2 separate regions of the Mus musculus genome follow, and region 1 is linked to region 2. The links are chromatin contacts, found by Hi-C or POLR2A ChIA-PET in ENCODE. All regions are on one chromosome and are shown on one strand. Each heading gives the region's core, a stretch centred on a gene start or an enhancer-like site at or near the end of the contact. The rest is flanking DNA. Distances are from core to core; before and after follow the strand shown. Region 1 holds the start of Slc35e4 (solute carrier family 35, member E4). Region 2 overlaps Osbp2 (oxysterol binding protein 2).

Region 1 (7,734 bases), core at 257-2,756, 81 kb before region 2:
AGCACAGTCACTAGGGAGAGGTTCTTTTTTTGCTTCCCAGCCTCCCTCAGAAGTGTTTCCTGCACCCCTGGCTTCGCAGGGAGGTGGGCCCCTCATACAGTAGGGCTCAAATTTGAGGGGTGCTGTGGGAGGCATAGGCTGCTCTGAGATCTTGAGTAGACCCTAAGGAACGTGAATGAGCCCTCTACCCCAGTGATATCCTCCTTGAATCCGGGCCTCCTGGCTCTGGATCCACAGTAAAATACAGTCTGATGTTGAGACAGGTTAAAATGGGTTTCTGAGGCTAGAGAGATGCTCAGTGGTTAAAAGCATTTACTGGGCTGGAGAGATGGCTCAGCAGTTAAGAGCACTGACTGCTCTTGAGTTCAATTCCCAGTAACCACATGGTGGCTCACAACCATCTGTAATGGGATCCGATGTCTTCTTCTGATGTTTCTGAAGATAGCTACAGTGGTGTATGCATATACATAAAATAAGTCTTTTTTTTTTTTTTAAAGCACTTACTGCCCTTGCAGAGGACCTAAATTTGGTCTTTAGCACCCACATAGTAGTTCACAGCCACTAGTAACTTCAGATGCAGGAGATCTGATGCCCTTTTGGCTCTGCAGGCACCGGCCATGCACATGGTGCGCACACTCACATGCAGGCAAATCACTCATCCATATAAAATATCTAACAAAAAAATTGTTCAAGGAGCTGGAGAGATGGCTCAGCAGTAGGAGAACTGGCTGCTCTTCCACAAAATCCAGGTTAATTCCCAGCACTCACATGGCAGCTCACAACTGTCTGTAACTCCAGTTTCAGGGGATCTGATGCCCTCACAGACATCCATGCATAGTTACAGATAGACAGACAGGCTAAACACCAATGCACATAAATCTTTTTAAAATGGGCACAGAAGTGGGCAGAGGCACCTGCTTGTAATCTCAGCATTCCCATACAGACATTCACACCACTAATAATAAACAAAAAATTTAAATAGGAAGAAATGCTTTTTAATTCAAAGAAGCTTAGTGGATAATGGATTAAAAATCCCAGAGGAATATAGTTCACTGAAAGCCCAGATTCCTCTTCTTAAAAAATGTGTGTGTGTGTGTGTGTGTGTGTGTGTGTGTGTGTGTTGGAGGGGGGAGGGGAGAGGCTCATTCAGTTTCCCTCCCATAACTCTTCTTGGAAAAACTATCTAAATGCCCCAGATTTTGATCCTTTCCCTGGAAGTCTCCTACCTACACTCTCTGCCCTTCAACTTGGGTTACTCAGCAGAGATCTACGGGTTCCCGCGGGTATCAGACTCATCGGAGGCAAGTGTGACAGTGTAGATTCCTGGTTCATCTGGGACAGAGATCTGATTTAGGTCTCAGGTGGGACTGGCTTATTTTCACCTGAATTTCTTTGGGAAGGGATTAGGAACGCTTGCAACAGTGCGGAGTCACGACCACCAGAGGGCGCTGCGGGCCGGGCTACACAGTTGCGCTTTGCGATCTTGTTTCTCTAGGCAGGTTGTCATCCAGGACTTGTTTGACAACAGAGCCGGGTGAGGCCTGTGCAGGTGAGCGGGAGCTTCCCCAGAAATCCAATTACCGGAAAGAGTCCAGGATGGACCTTGATTCTTGCTCACGCGTTGGGCTGGGAACAGGTCCCTGGGTTTCAGCTGCTTACCCTAACCTGAATTCAGGTGGGAAACCCGGGAACCATCCAGGATTCTGCTCCGTGGGCCTCATGAAACCCAGCTGTGAGTCACCTCGGAATGCCTAGGGAGCAGCACATAAAGTCGGCTAGCTCGGGATGGATGCCGGCCCGCTGTACCCTGCTTCCCGGAGCTGTGGTTAGCTTTGGTGATTCATTTCCCCTTCTGCTGCCCCAGAGGGGGCGCCGCCCTGGTTTGAGAGGGGGAGAAAAGATCTGGAGTGGAATGGAGGGGGAACAAGATGAGGCAGCCTTAAGGGACCACGTGGTCTAGCTCCGTTGAATTCCAAGATCTCAAGGAGACCTTTGTGGTCTGGGATCAGGTGATGTGGTATGTCTCACTTCAACGCCCTGCTTCTCGACGATGGCAGACAGCTTGGGGACGGCTCTGCAGAGTGCCCAGGGTTTCCAGCACTGGATACTGGTCTTTTTAAGGAAGGCTCTACTTGGCGCTGGAGACAATCCGGATTCCGGTTGGTGGCTGGTACAACCCACACTCTCCACTAAGGGATTCGCGGCCGCAGCTGCGCAAGCCAAGTCGGGAGGCGCAAAGGCTGTGGGAGGGGCTAGACGTCCGCCGGGCTCCGGGGCTGGTACTCGTGGGCGGGGCCCGGGCTGAGCCCAACTTTCCGGGTGGAGCGCAGCTTCGGTAGCGGCGGAGAGGGCAGGGCCGGGAAGCGCTGAGCCGCGCGGGACTCGGGAGGGACTAGAGCCCGGCGCCCGAAGCTGCCAGATCCACCGCGGGAGCCGAGCGGCAGCCAGAACAGCCAGAGCATCCTGAGAGGCTGCAGCCAGTCCGAGCTCGCGATTCCGCGTCCGCCGGCCTATCGGCGTCTATTCCCGGTCCAGTAAAAGGCTAAAGGGGGCTGGGGGAGGGGAGCGACGGCTGCAACCTCCGTTCCCACGCTCGGAATATTATCGACCCTGCCAGACCTGGTCCGGGCCTGAGCACCAAACACGCAGGCGGTCGGGGTCAGTCAGTGACCTCATCCTGACAGTCTGGGGACCAAAGATGGAAAAAGACAAACGGATTCGGTGTGAAAGCATCGCGTGAGCTTAGGGCGCGGAGAAGAGAGAAGGCCTCCCCTGGTGCGGGAGGTGCCCAGGGCTTACGAGGCCTGGGTGGACACCAGCCAGTCCGGCATCTTAGCAGCCACGACCTTCTTCCCTGACCAGAATTATCGGCTGGCTCAGAGTCTAGCACCTGAAGTGTTGCCCTCTCCTGTCCGAGGAATCAGGACCAGGCTCAGCGACTCCCTGGAAAGCCTGCCTCCTGCCCCAGCCCCACTGGTGCGGATGTGCCGCTGCCCACTGGAGCACCATGAAGGCATGATGACCTCAGCCGAAGCAGTTGCTGTGGCTGGAAGTGCCCAGGAGCATGGCCGCCCCAAGTGGCCTCCGGACAAACCCCAGGTCCTTGGGCAGCCTGCTCCGGCGAGAGTGGTTGTGGCAGCACTGGTGTGGCTGTTGGCGGGAGCCAGCATGTCAAGCCTCAACAAGTGGATCTTCACAGTGCATGGCTTCGGACGGCCCCTGCTGCTTTCAGCACTGCACATGCTGGCAGCCGCCCTGGCATGCCACTGGGGGGCCCAGCGCCCCGTGCCGCACAGCATCCACCGTCGAGTGCTGCTGCTCAGCCTCACCTTCGGTACCTCCATGGCGTGCGGCAACGTGGGCCTGAGCACTGTCCCCTTGGACCTAGCACAGCTGGCCACCACCACCACACCACTGTTCACAATGGCCTTGTCTGCGTTGCTGCTTGGCCGAAGACACCATCCTCTGCAGTTTGCTGCCATGGGCCCGCTCTGCCTAGGGGCTGCATGTAGTCTGGCTGGAGAGCTCCGGGCACCTCCAGCTGGTTGCGGCTTCTTGCTGGTGGCCACCTGTCTGCGAGGCTTCAAGTCTGTTCAACAAAGTGAGTGCCTGGGTCTCCACCTGAGGAGGTGGGGGGTGTGGCCGTGATGTTCCTGGGAAAGGGGAGGGGGCAGTGATCCTCTTTACAGGCAAGGCTCAGAGAGTATTCAGTGAGTTCCGGCCTCAAACTTAAGCCTTAGAGGCATAGTTAATAACAGTTGTTGGTGAAATGTTTCTATAACTCGAGAATCCTTTTGTTCCACCGCATCCTACTGCCTCTCGTTGAAGCAAGCACACTTTATTATCCCCACTTGACAGCCGTGCAGAGCCTGGGCCTTGTGCCAGTAAGCAACAGAGGCAAGATTTGAGAGTGGCATTCAGACTCCAGGCTGTCTAAGCTGTGTGTCCTAGGATTAGGAACTCAGAAGGCCAGGGAGTATAAACTAGGGAAGAGAAGGGAACGCAGAAAGGCCTTAAGCTGGTTGGGAACACAGGGGTTTCTCAGAGCTTTTACCAGGAGCTACAGTGTGCTGAACTTGGTTCTGGGTGCTGATCATAGGTTGTCATGACAATGTCCATCTTTGTCTTCATGTCACAGGCGATGGAATGAATAAGAGAGCATTTTACTGGGGCAGAGGAGGTTAGGCTGTCCTGCTGAGAAGCTCAGGTCGGCCTTAAACTTATGATCCTCCTAACTCAACCCTCCTGAGTGCTGCCAAGGAGGTTTTTTTTTGTTTTTTGTTTTTTGTTTTTTTGTTTTTGTTTTTGTTTTTTCAAGACAGGGTTTCTCTGTGTAGCCCTGGCTGTCCTGGAACTCACTTTGTAGACCAGGCTGGCCTCGAACTCAGAAATCCACCTGCCTCTGCCTCCCGAGTGCTGGGATTAAAGGCGTGCACCACCACGCCCGGCTTCCAAGGAGGTTTATGATTGGCCCAGGGTCACAAGGCTCCCAAGGACTCCAAGTCTGGTCTGTGTGACTGGGTGCTGGCTCTGTCATGTGTGGGCAGCAGCAGGACTGAGGGCAGAAGTAAGTTATCCTTCCCTGCCCAGCCCCGTGTGCTAGGGGGTAGAGGCTGACTTCCTGTCTGAGCAGTTGAGGGGCTTTTGAGTCATAGCTCTACTGTCTCTCCACCTTAATCCAAGGAAGAAGTAGGAGAGTTAGAATGTAAGGGGTCCCCAGGGCTGCTGAGCTATGGTTGCTGTAACCTGCAGTGAGGAATGGCAAAGTGAGGCCTTAGTCCTGCCTGGCATCTTCTGTCTGGAACCCAAAGGTCTTGTCACTATCTCCCCAAGCCATGAGCAGGGTAAAAACAGAGTTCTATTTTAGTCCTCAGGTTACATGAGCTGAGTGAGGCCTGAGCTGGGCCTTGAAGTGGCTCAGGGAAACCTGACTCTGTAGGGCCTTTCTGGGTAGGGACACCAGGCAGAGAAGGCCCGGCCCGGTACTCCTCATACCAGGCTCTGGGCAGCTCCTGCCTGTAGGAGGGGCTGTGGCCAGCCAAGCATTAGGGGGCGCAGGTTGTTCATAGTAGCACGTGACTGGCAGCCACCTCTTGGCTTCTGCTGGCTCTCTTCCTCTCTCTCAAGACTCAGTGTCTTCCACTGAGTGCATTAGGTGCCCTTTACTTGACCAATGGTGGGCTGTTCAGTTCATATTGCCTATCCATCTGCTTCTGCCCAGGCAGTGTGTTGGATCATTTCTGTGTCCTCAGCACTTGGCCTAGGGCCTGGGTTAGGGGAGAAATTCAAATGATGTCTCTAATTGATGGTTGTGATGTCAGTTGATGTCAGATTGGGAAAGATCACTTAGAGAGCTGGGGGTTCCCCCTCAGAAATGGGAGCCTGGCAGAGATGAGAAGAGTGACTGGCTCCAGGATTGGGAGTGGAATTTTTAAAAAGAGGAAGTTTGCTTTGCTAAGGGCTCTTGGACAGGCCCTCGCTCCATCCCTGAAAGCACATGGTGTGAGAGCAGGGGTAGGAGTCCAGAAAGGGAGCTTAAGCAGCCACAGTCAGCCTGGGCTGGCTGCAGGGGCAGGGGGATGTACAGAATGGAGCAGTGCTGCCTTCAGATCCAGAGAGGCAAGGAAAGGAGGTGCCAGCCTGCTGAGCCTGTTGTCATCTGTACACACCTGTGTTTCAGAACTTTCTTTGAGCCCCCAGAGAGTGGGGCACTGTACTTAGCAAGACAGAACTTGTATCAAGCGCAAGGTGGGCACAGGTGTGGTGGGGGCTTGATGAGGCTGCCGAGGGTGCTCTACAGCCACAATGCTGGTGACAGAGCAGCAAAGGATATCCTTGGATGTGGCACAGGCTGTGGCAGAGTCCTGTCAGTCCTCAGATTCAAAGGATGGTGTCCACCTCAGTGCTGAGTGTGTACCCTGAATGTAAGTGCACTCCTGACCCCTCCCCCCATCCACGAGGAGACTGAGGCAGAGAGGTGACTGTTACACAGCTAGGGAAGGGACAAAGTGGTGAGAGGCCAAGAGGTCACTGCTCTGTGTGTGTGTGGCAGAGGTTGAGTGTGTTCAGCCGCTGAAATTACCTTTGAGGCAGGCATGGAGGTGCATGCCTACAATCCTGGCATCCTGGGAGAATGGTGGGTTCAAAGCCAGCTTGGCTACAAAGTCAGATTCTGTCTATAAGCAGAAAAATAGAATGCTTTTTCAGCCTGGCATGGTGGCACATGTCTGTAATCCCATAACTTTAGAATCTGAGACAAGAGGGTCTAGCCAGCCTGGTGTGGGCCAGCCTGGGATCTAGAGAGTGTTCTGGGTCAGCATGAGCTACTCAGAAAACCCTTGTCTCAGGGCTAGTGAGATTGCTCAGTGCGTGAAAGCATTGCTGCACAGATGACCGGAGTATGGAAGGAGGGAACCAGCTCCTGCAAGTTGCCCTGTGACCTTCACATAGTCCACATACATACATACATACATCACACAAATTGCATGCATGTGACATACATATACACACATCATACATATGTGTAATATTTTTTAAGTTACAGAGCTGTCTCAGCCTCCCTCCCCCCTCCCCCACTTTGGAGGAGCTGGGACTGTGTAGCTCAATGATAACTTTCTGGGCCCCAGCACCAGAAGGAAGAAAAAAAAAAAAAGAAATATCTTTGGAAAAGCAGAGCATGACAAAGAGAGTTTTGGCAAGGGCGGGGTCACCGAGAGTCAGGACAACAGGCTAACATTTGGGGAGTTAGTCACTTCTGCCACAGGAATCCCAGCTCCTTTGTGGGCTGCAGGGATGGGGAGGTTGGGCAGGGTGCAGGGGCTGCCCCTGAGAGTGGAGCCCACCTGAAAGCGAAAGCCTTCCTTCCTTCCTGTCTTTGAGGCCAGGCCATGGACAGGGACAGCTCCCTGGTTGATGCACTGGGCGTGAATGAGCAGAGGAGTTATGACTAGCTGCTTGTTTCTAGAAACGCGGGAGCTGGAAACACTGTTGCCTAAAGAACCAAGCCTAGGCAGCCAAATGACCCGAGAGGGGGATAACTACCATTTAAGCACAGGCTCTGAGCAAGCACTGTGGGGCTCCTTGGAAAGTGCATGGGGAAACAGCAATACAGGGCCCAGGAGGGCACCAGCATCCAGTGTTAACTCTCCTCCGCTGACTCAGAGAAGGCTCACCCAGGCTGTGTGGGACTTCAGTGGTGGCCATGCTTTTTCTGTATGAATCAATCAGCTCTATAGAGGCTGGTATGGCCATAGGCACAGACAGCCACGCTTGTGTAGGCGGCAAGATCCCCTTTCCTTGAAAACCTAAAAGGTGTTCTTGTACTTCTGGGTTCATCTTGACAAGCCCCACTGGTGTTGGTAGCTTTTTTGTTGTTGTTGTTGTTGTTGTTGTTTGTTTTTTAAGATACGATGCAGATCATGAAGCCAGAGCCTGTGGTACACACCTGCAATCCCAGCTCTAGGGGGTGGGTAACAACACAGTGGGAGAATGAGAGGATGAAGAGTTCAAGGCTAGCCTCTGCTACATGGCCAGCTCAAAGCTGCCTTTGGCTACGTGAGGATTTGTTTCAGAAAACAAAAGCAAACAAAGCCCCCAATTCCCAATCATAAACAGTGAGTGACTGCCAAGAGCCAACAATGACTGTCTTGTTGGCCCTTTGTCATCTCCGTGGTTGTAAGTGAATGGCATGATGGCTGCTCTCACCATTTTGACTCAAAAGCATTTTCTTAACTG
Region 2 (7,438 bases), core at 3,261-5,760:
CATGCTTTACTCTGACCACCCTTGCTGTGTCCCCATTCTTCCCTCCTGGAAGGGCACTGTTTATCCTGTGCCATCAGACATTGCAAGAACGTAACTTGCATTTGATTGTATAAGATGCCTCAGCTTAAAAGTTTGCCCTGAATTGTAGATGAGACTTAGACTTTTAAATAATCTTAGAATTTCTAGGTTGTGAGGACTTTTGAGGTTGGACTGAGTGCATTTTGTGTTGTGAGACGGCAGTGAGCCCACGTGGAAGGGAAGAATGCTCTGGGGTTTTTTGTTTTTGTTGTTGTTGTTGTTTTCCTTTTAGATTTATTTATTTATTATACGTAAGTACACTGTAGCTGTCTTCAGACATTCCAGAAGAGGGCGCCAGATCTTGTTACAGATGGTTGTGAGCCACCATGTGGTTGCTGAGAATTGAACTCAGGACTTTTGGAAGAGCAGTCAGTGCTCTTAACCGCTGAACCATCTCTCCAGCCCGAATGCTCTGGTTTTAGAGTGAAGTGCTTGGTTGGCAAGTTGACACATGATAGAGAGGTGGTGGTTAATATCGTCAGCTGGACATGACTGAGAGTCACCTAGGAGGAAATCCACTGGGCATGCCTGCTAGAGATTGCCATGATTAGGTTGATTGAGGGGACAGACTCACCCCAGAAGTGGGCAGCACCAGTCAGTGGACTGGGGTCTAGGACTGAATAAGGAGGAGAAGAGTAAGCAGGGCTGGAGAACGGCTGTCCTCTGCTTCCTACTGAAGATAGAATGTGACCAGCAGCCTCGGGCTCCTGCTGTCTTAATACTCACAAACTGTGCGCCAAGCAAGCCCCTCCTCCCCCGAAGTTGCTCTTGCTAAGTACTTTATCACTGCAGTGAGATCAACTAAGACACTGGCTGTGCTCCCTTCTACTGCCCATGGAGGTGGCCTTACTTCTGAGGATTTTTTAAAATAACTTTTTACTGATTTGTTATGAGTTTGACATCTTGTAGCCCAATCTTGTTTATCTTCTCAACTCTCATATCCACCCTTTGCCACTGCAACCTCCTTCTACAAAACACACACAAACACACAGACACCCCAACAACAACAACAACAACAAAGCACAGAAGACATCTCATCGTTTGTTGTTGAGACCAGTCTGCTCTTGACAGCTTTCCCTGTCTTAGATTCAAAGAAGAAACTGAGCATCTTTGAGTTACTCCAGTTGTGGCGACACAGCCATTAGGCAAAAATTGCCTCATTCATCTATAGACAATATTGTCCAAAGAAAGGACACAATTACAGGTTAAGACAGCTTGATTCTGCCAAGACAGAGTAGGCTAGTCCTTAATATTCCTAATATTCTAAGTCTGCCAGATGACCCTGGCCAGTAGGCTGAAGACTGATGCTCCAACGTGTTGAAGTAAGGGACTGTCCAGGTGACCAGTGGTCTCTATGGATTGGCTAAGTTTTGGAAGCTGTGTTAGGCTTCCTATATATTTTCAGTTAATATCAGTCGTTCTTGGATTTCTGATGGGCTTGAAAAACTACATAGTCTTCTAGTCAATCGAGGCTTTTTACTTTGAGAGAACAGTTTTGAGAGGATGGTTTTCAGATGGCATTCAACCTAAAGTCAAGATATAGTCAGATGTAGAATTATAAGTCTTTTAAGTAAGGATAGATGACAGGGGTTCTGTTTAATTAACAAACATGATGGACTGGGTGTTAGGTTTCTTGTACTTTATAAATTACAAAATAGTAATAGTCATGTTCAGTTATATCTGAGATAAGATAGTCTTTTAATTGGACAGAAAGGGGGAAATGTTGTGGATAGCGCTGGGGCTAATTATATTTGATGTTAATTCCGTTCTCCTGTGAGTGGCTGCAAACAAGGACTGAGTCAGCATTCAGGTGATTTCCTGTAAACCTGCTTCCCACCTTAATTTGTAGAATAAAGGAGAGCTGATGATTGGGCAGATAAAGGGAAGGTGGAGTGGAAGGTGAGGGAGAGAAGAAGGAGAGAATGGAAGAGGGAGAGGATGCAGAGGAGGAGAAAGAAGAAGAAAAGCGGAGCAGAAGCACATGGCCTGGAAAAACCACAAGTTCTAAGGGGTTTCATAGCTGTGGAAGATGGGAGTGTAGCAGTAGATCTGCCTAATCTAGGAACACAGCATGGATTCATATTAACTGAGTTGTGTTTTCATTGCCAGGGCATATCTGGGTTGGAGAGATTCACCACAACACCTTACTTCTGAGGATTTAAAAAAAAAAAACTTTTTACTGGTTTATTATGAGTTTGACATCATGTAGCCCAATCCTGTTTATCTCCTCAACTCTCATATCCACCCTTTGCCCCTGCAACCTCCTTCTACAAAACACACACAAACACACACCCCAATAACAACAGCAACAACAAGGCAGAAGACATCTCATCGTGGGAGCTGTAGTGTGTCACAATATGCCCCACAGAATATCCCTCTGTCCACACATCTATATTTGCAGATGTCCGTTGTAATGAGTCATTGGTCTGGTTTGAGATCTCTGGGTTCTGTGACACCATCAATGTCGGTCCTCATCAGGGCTCCCCCTGGTTAACTTGTTGCCCTGTGTCATGGAAATCTTGCAGTTTTAGAACAGCAGGACTGCTCTTCTCACGCATCCTAACCATTTGCAGATGATACAGATTTTAGGATGGGCCAATTCAGGGCCCTGGAACTGGGCCTGGGTGGTAGCCGAGCTAATCCGCCTGCCTTACCTGTGCCACCAGGGTGGGCTCTCTAGCAATGCTCTGGCTAGGCCATCTGTGGTAGTTTGAGTACGCTTGGCTTGAGGAGCGACACTATTAGGAGGTGTGGCCTTGTTGGAGTAGGTGTGGTCTTGTTGGAGTAGGTGTGGCCTGTTGGAGGAAATGTAACACTGTGGGGGTGGGCTTTGAGATCCACCTCCTAGCTGCCTAGAAGACAGTCTTCTCTTGGCTGCCTTTGGATCAGGATATAGAACTCTCAGCCCCTTCTCCAGCACCAGGTCTGCCTGCATGCTGCCATGCTTCCTCTATAATGACAATGGACTGAACCTGTAAGCCAGCTCCAATTAAATGTTGCCCTTTATAAGAGTTGCCTTGGTCGTGGTGTCTCTTCAATGGAAACCCTAAGACACCATCCGATGCCACCATTGGTAAAAGGCAGGGCCTGCTCTCCTGTTCTCATGTCCCCAGGACCAGCTTACCCACACCCATGCTTCCAGAGCCAGCTCCACTGTGCTGCCCAGTCACGGTGTAGGCCCCACTCTCCCAAGTGCTGCAGCCGGTGAGGGGCTGGGCCAGCTCTCCCTCTCTCACACCTTGGGTCTGGCTCACCTGCATCCCCTCCACCAGGGCCAGCTCCACTGTGCAGCCCAGTCGAGGTGCAGGGCCTCTCTCCTGTATTACAGCCATGGAGGGGTCAGGGCTAGCTCTCCCACTGTCCTGACCCCGGGGGGCCAGCTCTCCTGACTACTGCAGGTGGCAAGGGAGGGTTGGGGAGGACATCATCCTCTCAACCATGCCACCTCCATGACAGACAAGTGGCAGGCCACTTCAACCAGGATCGGCCCTACTGCGCCCAGGTGAGGTGCAGAGCCTGCTCTCCAAAGTGCTGCAGCAGGTGAGGAGCAGGACCAGTTCACCCCATCTCATGGTCCTGGAGCCAGCTGGTGCAACTGCTTGCAGGTAGTGAGGGGGCAACGTGGGGCGGGGGGAGGCATCCTCCCGCACCCACACAAACCATGTAGCAGGGCCAGCCCTCACCCTCAGAGTTGGCTCATCTGGACCCCTACCACTAGGGGCCGCTCTTCTGCGCTGTCCAGGTGACCGCAGAGCCTGCTCTCCTTCATATTCCAGCGGGTGAAGGGCAGGTCTAGCTCTCCAGAGCTTATGACCCCGTGGGCAGCTTTCCCAGCTGCTGGAGGTGGCAAGGGACAGCTGGCAGGGTATGTGTGGGACCTCTGTGCCTGTACCACCCACCACATGGTACACAAGTAGCAGGGTCGGCTCTTCCATACTCACATCCTCCGCCCGGTTCACCCATGCCCCCACCACCGGGGCCAGCTCCGCTGTGCTGCCTGGGTGAGGCACAGGGCCCACCCACTCTCCCGAATGCTGCCACTGGTGAGAGATGGGGCGGCTCTCCAGAGTTCCACATCCGGTGAGATGTGGAGCCAGTTATCACAGCCGCTGGACATGCATGTGTCCCCAGAAGGTACCCCAGCCAGGGACATGCCAGTGTTCTCTGGTGGTAATGTGAGGATGAATGTCGACACTGACCCCGCTGCCGCGTAAGCCCACATCCAAACATGACCCTCCGAGGCAGCTCGGGCTGGGACCTCACCAAGGCCCCAGGTGACAGGGCTGAGCACTCACAGCAGGCTCCTCCTCTCCACCCTGAGTCTCCAGTTCCATCTCTCTTTACAATGCTCAAGCTGCCCACTTCTCTTTCTCGCCCATCTGTCCACCACATCTTAGCACATAGTGGTGGCTCCTGCTGCAGGCTGGCCATGCGGCTGCCGGGCTTCCGGAGGGTGACATCTTCCACCCATGCTGTAGAGTGTGGTGGCTGGAGGGAAGGCTTGTGGGTGGCATGGCAGTCAGCAGGCCTCTGTCTTCCTCCTCCCGAGCTGCCTGCCTGGGTTTGATTTTATTTGATTTTATGAGTCCTAGGCATAAGACAGCTTTGGGCCACCAAGCCAGGCATCAAGCTAGGATGAAAGAGGACTGCCATCTGCTCTGTCTCTGGCTGAAATAAGACCACCAACAGGGTGTCTCTTAGCCCATTGCCAGGGGGGTCTGGGTGGTTTTTTTTAAAGCGGTGGTTTTTTTTAAAGCACTTTTTCTTAAAGCATAACATTTAGGCAGTGAGATAGGTAAAGTATAAGGCTTTATTTTATACCCGATGATTTTTTTAAAGGTAGACGCCCCCTTTATTCTGAATTTATTTACTTTGTTTATTTAGCTTTTAAATGCAATACATTCTTAGGGAGGCCTTGTCTTTTCAACAATACTAGGGATTGAACCTAGGGCCTTGCACATGGTAGACAAAAGCTTTACCACTGAGCCATACCCCTAAATATTTTATTTTAAAAAGATTTTCAGATTAAGTCATTATTGAATAAATCTGACTTTTTTTGGAATTTTTTAAAAAAGTGTATTAGTATTTACCTGCATGAGTGTTTGTATCCCATGTGTGTGTCTAGTACCTGAGGAGGCTTAAGAAGGAGGCCGATCCCTTGGACCTGGAGTCACAACACTTGTGAGTCTCCATGTGGGAGCTGGGAACTGAATCAGTGCTCTCTGCAAGATCAGCCAGTGCTCTTACCATTGAGCCATTTCTCCAGCTCTTAGATACAATGCTTAACTAGTTAATTAATATTATTAGTATTTATTTTCAGACACTGGCAATCAAGCCAGGGTTTCACAAATGCTTTGCCCTCTTTCTCTTATTTAAACAGTGGTGTGCAGTCTGTAAGCCTACCTCCTTACAAGATAGAATGTTCTTTGAGGCCGGTCTGTTTTCTAGTGTATTTCCTTTCTAGTGCTTTCAGGATGACATTACTGAGTCACCACTTGGCAGGTAGGTTGGAAGGAATTAACAAGTGAGTCACAGTCTGCTTCAGCCTGCATAGAGAGAAGAACATAAAGTCGGGATGTAACACTGTCTGGATTCAAACTGGCTACCTTTCAATTTTCTTTTCCTTTAAAAAATGTATTTACTTATTTTTAAAATGAGAACTCTGTATGTATGTAAACCTACAGACTAGAGGAGGGCAAGGGGTCCCTTTATAGATGGTTGTGAGTCAACATGCGGTTGCTGAAAATTGAACTTATGACATTTGGAAGAACAGCCAGTGCTTTTAACCACTTAGCCATCTTACCAGCCCCAACTTTCTTTTCTGAACGCTTCTCCGTTGGAAGCTGCAGTACCAGATCTGTATGACAGAGGGCACCTCATCATAGCCAGCTATAGACATTATACTTCGTGTGTCTACTCTTTCTTTCTTTCTTTCTTTCTTTCTTTCTTTCTTTCTTTCTTTCTTTCTTTCTTTCTTCCTTCCTTCCTTCCTTCCTTCCTTCCTTCCTTCCTTCCTTCCTTTCTTTCTTTCTTTCTTTCTTTCTTTCTTTCTTTCTTTCTTTCTTTCTTATATGTGAGTACACTGTAGCTGTCTTCAGACACTCAAGAAAAGGGAGTCAGATCTCATTATGAGATGGTTGTGAACCACCATGTGGTTGCTGGGATTTGAACTCCGGACCTTAGGAAAAGCAGTCGGGTGCTCTTACCCACTGAGCCATCTCTCCAGCCCCCGTGTGTCTACTCTTTACAGGGACTTTTCTAGAGAATACACAATGAGAAAACATACTATTGAGCAGTTCATAGAGGGAGAGTTTTGTGTCCTGGTCCCTTTTATCTCCTGCTCCACCGTGACATTTTATGTAAGGGACAGCTTGGTGTGGGTTAAGGCATCAACCAAGAGGCACAAAGTCAGTGGCCGATGAAAGCTTAGGCGGCTGAGCCAGTTGCTGGCCCAGTACAGCTCCATCGTGTGCTGCTCAGGTCTGCTTGTACCCTCCCCATAGGCTCAGTTCCACCATACCATGGGGACCTCTGCTTCCCTGAAAGAACTAAGGGCCACCATCTTTTCCTCGGGCAGGATGTACCAACAGTTCATTCAGTGACAAAGGCCACTCCTGTTGGTGGCCAGTTACCTGGAAGAAGAGAGGAAGAGGTTTGAGGAAAAAGCATTTCCACAGTGGTGCAGCCAAGCATTCATCCCCACAGGCCCCCTCTACACCCTCTCTGGAACTAAGTTGCTCTGTCAGCACTTGAGCCCTGTCCATGATCCAGCCACTGAGTATTTAGAGAGCCCCACGGAGCTCTCCGGGTTCTAGTGTAGACATTGTTCTTCCACACCCACCTGGGCACTAGCCTAACTCCTCACAAGAATTTGGATCAATTGTCTTGCAGGACAGTCACTTCCTTGCTGGTCACTGGCACAAGCTGTGGAAAGTGGCTAAGTGGTCACTTGTCTTCTGACCCAGTGGAAGCCTTATTGTGCTATCTGATGTCTCGCCTTGGGATTTAAGCCTCTAACCTACCTGAGGGCAAGAATCAGGACATGTGATTATAAACCCGGAGTCTTAGTGACGTGTTTTGTCGCTGTGGTAAAATATCCTGACAGGAGCAACTGAAGAGACAAAAGGTTTCTTTTGGCTTAGGGTCTGGGGAATCTTCATGCCAGGTGAACATGGCAGCAGGGGGAAGGCTGCTGGTCACATGGCATCTGAAGCCAGAAGGCAGAGGGACCCAGCCAGTCTTCTCCTTTTTATTCAGTCTAGGACCCCAGCCTTCTGACTGATGCTGCCCACTTTTAGGACAGACCATCCCAATTTAACTTAATCTAGATTATCCCTCATCCACATCGACTCTAGACACT

What was found. A loop is a pair of places that touch in the nucleus more often than their neighbours do. ChIA-PET counts read pairs that join two places held with the same protein, here RNA polymerase II (POLR2A).
Region 1: a map of left cerebral cortex shows a loop between it and region 2 (1.9-fold over the local background). The contact joins the promoter of Slc35e4 here to the enhancer-like site in region 2. A Hi-C loop is called at or near these places in 1 of 37 maps with a recorded cell type or tissue (left cerebral cortex). POLR2A ChIA-PET finds 5 or more read pairs at or near these places in 3 of 5 experiments (Patski and embryonic stem cell).

Annotation. Positions count from the first base shown.
Region 1 is chr11:3,908,436-3,916,169 of GRCm38, reverse strand. It overlaps Slc35e4 (solute carrier family 35, member E4), which reads left to right and starts at 1,506. Exons shown (of 2, transcript NM_153142.3): 1 at 1,506-3,601. The coding sequence starts at 2,983.
Region 2 is chr11:3,830,876-3,838,313 of GRCm38, reverse strand. All of the region lies in intron 1 of Osbp2 (oxysterol binding protein 2), which reads left to right. Among named protein-coding and RNA genes, the nearest start is that of Osbp2, 29 kb to the left of the region's middle. Within about 2 kb of position 4,510, at least 1 of the 3 ENCODE cell types and tissues checked has a DNase peak (open chromatin) inside an H3K27ac peak, as active enhancers do; it is left cerebral cortex, where a contact is called at or near this core.